2 separate regions of the Homo sapiens genome follow, and region 1 is linked to region 2. A link is a loop called in an ENCODE intact Hi-C map of the cell type or tissue named here. Cell type or tissue: mesothelial cell of epicardium. All regions are shown on one strand.

What was found. A loop is a pair of places that touch in the nucleus more often than their neighbours do. Peaks named below come from ENCODE experiments on the same cell type or tissue, not always from the same donor. Only the 100,000 strongest peaks of a DNase experiment are listed, where the experiment ranks them.
Region 1: it touches region 2 in a loop (22-fold over the local background); 80 of 110 quality-filtered maps call a loop at or near these places.

Annotation. Positions count from the first base shown.
Region 1 is chr5:112,986,067-112,988,566 of GRCh38, reverse strand. The region is part of intron 2 of DCP2 (decapping mRNA 2); the gene reads right to left. Among named protein-coding and RNA genes, the nearest start is that of DCP2, 11 kb to the right of the region's middle. In mesothelial cell of epicardium, no CTCF peak of the experiment used is centred here; no DNase peak of the experiment used is centred here.
Region 2 is chr5:113,506,320-113,508,819 of GRCh38, reverse strand. No RefSeq gene overlaps it. Among named protein-coding and RNA genes, the nearest start is that of YTHDC2, 6.1 kb to the left of the region's middle. In mesothelial cell of epicardium, no CTCF peak of the experiment used is centred here; no DNase peak of the experiment used is centred here.

The DNA.
Region 1 (2,500 bases), 520 kb after region 2:
CTGAACGTCAAGTGATGTAACAGACCAACCAATAAATCTTGGATACCATTTTTTTTTTTTTTTTTTTTTTTTATTAAGACACAGTCTCGCTGTGTCACCCAGGCTGGAGTGCAGTGGCGCGAACTCGGCTCACTGCAAGCTCTGCCTCCCGGGTTCACACCATTCTCCTGCCTCAGCCTCCGGAGTAGCTGGGACTACAAGCGCCCGCCACCACGCCCAGCTAATTTTTTGTATTTTTTTTTTTTTTTAGTAGAGACGGGGTTTTACTGTGTTGGCCAGGATGGTCTCGATCTCCTGACTTAGTGATCCGCCCCCCTTGGCCTCCCAAAGTGCTGGGATTACAGGCATGAGCCACCGCACCCGGCCTTGGATACCGTTTTCAAATGATCAGAGTAATATTCTTTACCGTTGCTCAAAAATGTGCTATGGTTAACAGTTAACTGTTACAGAACAATCACTGTTTCATCCATTTTCTACAGAGCCCGAAGGATTCCATACTTCATGAGGCTAAAGGAAAGTGATAGGTAGCTGAGAATGAGGGTATTTCAGCTCACCTATCCCTACTCCAACTCTAGTTCTAGTACACGAACTTGTGGGTACAAATCCATTAAACATACACGTCATGGTCAAAAACAATAACCTGGCCAGGTGCGGTAGCACCTATAATCCCAGCTACTTGGGAAAAATGCGGGAAGACTGCTTAAGCCCAGAAATTCAAGCCAGACTGGGCAACAAGGCAAGACCTTATCTCAAAAAAGGAGAGAAAAAAAAAAGACCTATGGAATAAAAATCAGTTTGGGCACAGTTGCTCATACCTGTAATCCCAGCACTTTGGTAGGCCAAGGCAGGTGGATCACTTGACGGCAGGAGTTTGAGACCAGCCTGGCCAGCATGGCAAAACCCCATCTCTACTAAAAATACAAAAAAAAAAAAAAAAAAAAAAAAAGGCACCTAGGTGTGGTGGCTTGCACCTGTAGTCCCAGCTACTCAGGAGGCTGAGGCATGAAAATCACTTGAACCCTGCAGGTGGAGGCTGCAGTGAGCCAAGATCACACCACCACACTCCAGCCTGGTCAACAAAGTGAGGCTGTCTCGGTTTGTCGGGCGGGCGGGGGGAATAAAAATCAAAGTGCTTTAGCTCAAGATTTAAGAACCCATACGATGCCATCATCACCTCATATGACTTTCCAACCATATCTGCTATTATGGCCCCATGAGAGGACGCTGTTCAATTCAAACTAATTTATTTATTGAGCTATCCTTTTTCAAATCTCCAATTTTTCTTTACCTAAAACACATTCCCCACTTCTACTGAGAAAATCCTATATTCCCTCAAAAATATAGCTTTCCCTAAAATATTTCCACTTTTTTTTCCAAATTCTAGAAACATGTACTATCAGGACCATTAGCAATTACTCAATTATTTGCCTTATGACATAGCTTCTTTTATAATGTTAAATATTCATGTGAATCTTTTATAACTAATAAATCACGACAAGTTTCTGCCTGATATGTACATGGGGAAAGAAGCTTCTCTGAAGGCAAAGATGACTTTTTTCTCTTTGAGACGGAATCTCACTCTGCCGTCCAGGCTGGAGTGCAGTGGTGCCATCTCAGCTCACTGTAACCTGCACCTCCCAGGCTCAAGAGACCCTCCTGCCTCAGCCTCCCGAGCAGATGGGACCATAGGTGAGTGCCACCATGCCCAGGTAACTGTTTTTGTACTTTTGGTAGAGATGAGGTTTCGCCATGATGCCCAGGCCGGTCTCAAACTCCTGAGTTCTGGCAATCCACCAGTCTCGGCCTCTCAAAAGTACTGGGATTATAGGTGTGAGCCACTGCACCCACCAAGGGCTTCTTTGTATTTGCCACACAACTGAAAACACTGCTTCAAACATAGTAAACATTCAATAATTATTTAATAAATGTCACTGGGCACAGCGGCTCACACCTCTAATCCCAGCACTTTAGGAGGCCAAGGTAGGAGGATCACTTGAGGCCAGGAGTTCAAGACCAGCCTCAGCAACAAAGAGAGACCCCCATTTTTAGAAAACATAAAAAAAAAATTAGCAGGAATGGTAGCGCATGCCTGTAGTCACAGCCACTCGAGAGGCTAGGGAGGAGGATTGCTTAAGCAGGAGCTCGAGAATACAGTAAGCTAGGATCACATTACTGCACTTCAGCCTGAGCGACAGAATAAGATCCTGTCTCTTAAAAAAAAAAAAGAAAAAAAATTCTAAATAAATCAGAAAGGCAGTAATCTGATTAAAAGATCATCTGGTTACATGCAGCAGCAAGAGTAAAGTTGTACAAACAGGCTAGCTATGCATGGGAAAAAAATAAAATTTAATCAGTGTACATTTTAGGGCGTCCTCTGTATGATTATTATGAGTATTAATGATTATGATTATTAATATGATTATTACTAAATTGTGTCTACTATTTATGTTTGACAAATTTTAGCAATCAAGTATGTTTTTCTCTAATAGTTTTAAAATCT
Region 2 (2,500 bases):
CAAGACCAAAGTCTGGGAAAGTTCATTTTCTATAGAGAGCCCTTTTCCTGGCTTGCAGATGGCTGCCCACTTGCTGTGTGCTTACATGGCCTTTTCTTAGTGCTTGCACTCAGACAGCTTACTCTCTCATGTCTTCTCTTAAAAGGGCACCAATCCTGTCTTGAGTGTCCCGCACACTCAAGTGTCTCAACTTGAGTCTCTCAACTAGCACTAATTACCTTCCCATGCTCAAGTACCTTCACATTGGAGGTTAGGTCTTTAATATATGAATTAGGGGGGTGGGGACACAAACATTCATAACAGAGATGTCAGGGACTTCAGAGTTATGTGCTAAGATGCATGTGGACACCACCTGACTCAAGTCTCCCCAATCTATTCCCCAAACTTAATCCCATCATCTTCCCTTCCCTGTAATGACTGGTCCATCACACAGGGTAATGGGGCCCCAAGAGGTGCACTGGAGTCACATTGATGCCTCCACACTCTTCTTCAGCCCCTTCCTCTCCTCTGGCCCATAAGACCTATTTAACAGACTGTTCCCACAAAGTTTTCAGTCAATACTAAGGACTGAGTAGTCTTCCAGGGACATTTCCACTTTAACACAGGAGTCTTAAAGAGGAACCTCCAAAATGCAAAGAAATAAAGCTCTTGTAATGTAATTTCTGGAAATGCTATAGCTAGTGAGGAGTTTGCAAATGGGATTCCATCTCATTATGACCTGAATCACTGCATGGAAGTGGCCACTACTCTCTGTTTGTGAGACTAATCCTTGTCAAGACTTAGGTAGCACATGAGCAGAGGATAGTTTTGACTTATTGCTTATTCTCCAAAGTAATGAGCAAGTGAAATTTTAACTATGGCAAATAAATGATAGAATTTTAGAAATAGAAGGAATCTTTGAAATTCAACTGGATCACTTTACAAATGAGGAAGTGAAAGTATACCTTGGCTGGGTGTATTGCCCAATACTGTATAGTTACATGAAGATCAAAGACTAGAATACTTTTTATGACACTATTTCACATCATTGCTCCAGTTCTGCCCCATATCATTAGATATCAAGATCAGCTTCTGGCAGCACACCCTCAGTCTAGACCAGTTAGCAAAGAGGTGGTCAAGCAAGCCACTTCCTCACCAGCAACTCTTTAATTTATGAGACTTAGGCAACCACTTTTGCACATTTCATGCTGTGTTGGGTCTCAAAAATTGGTTTGTGGCTTCCTTTTCAAATAAGTCACATATACTGAATTGCCAACTGTTACCACCCTACCTTTTGTATTAATTCACAAATGTAGGCAACCTCTAGGTAGGTTCAATCTTATTGTCTCCATAACGATCAACACACAACTGATAAAACAAGCACCAGTCTCTTACCTTTGCAGACTCTTGAGAAGGTCCCTGACATTAGAGAGATTTATGGGGTCAATGGACAAATGCTAGATTTAATAAATACTTAAGATACAAAGCCGCTGTATCTATCTCTTGGATCCCTTCTGATTGCCCAGTGTGGAGATCATGGTTCTTGCAACTTCAGGACTTGGCTGCTGAGAGGAGCCAAGAATGTGGAAACAGTGTAGCTCATTTATTGCTTCCATGTTGGTCTGAGATTATGGGAAAAAAGGTACTATCAGTCCATGGTTGGATTAATAACAAGGAAGAGCATTAAAGCTATTTTGAGACTTTTCTTCAAGTTTGCACTTTGGAAAATTTCCAATCTCAAGTAAAGAGAATAGTGGCCGGGTGCGGTGGCTCATGCCTGTAATCCCAGCACTTTGGGACACTGAGGTGGGTGGATCATCTGAGGTCAGGAGTTCAAGACCAGCCTGGCCAACATGGTGAAACCCTGTCTCTACTAAAAATACAATAATTTGTCGGCCATGGTGGCTCATGCCTGTAATCCCAGCTACTCGCGAGGCTGAGGCAGGAGAATCACTTGAACTCGGGCGGTGGAGGTTGCAGTGAGCCGAGATCGTGCCACTACATTCCAGCCTGGGTAGCAAAGCAAGACTCTGTCTCAAAAAAAAAAAAAAAAAAAAGAGGATAATGAATCTCCATGTACCCATCATCTAGCCTCAACAGTCTGCCATCCTTGACCCAGGTGTACCTCCACATGCTTCCCACCCTTACTCAATTATTATCATTTTAAAGTAAAATGTATATACATTGAAATGCACAATTGTTAGCTATACAATTCAGAACTGGATACCCTGTGTAGCCCACACTCCTATTGTCTCCTTTTGGGTATACTTAAAATATATATAAGTCAGTAGATAATGAAATAACTTACAACTTTTCAGCTGTTCTCATTTTCAAATCACGAGGCATTCTTGGGGGTGTTCCTCACTTGAGAAATTCTTCCCTTGTGCCTCCCCTCATCCCATCTCAGCACTGGAAGATCAAGCCACATTTGTCTCTGACACTGTTTGCCTCTGCACATTGACTCCAGATGTCTACCTGACTTCTTAGATTTGAGAATCCAAATGAGATTTCCAATAGTTTA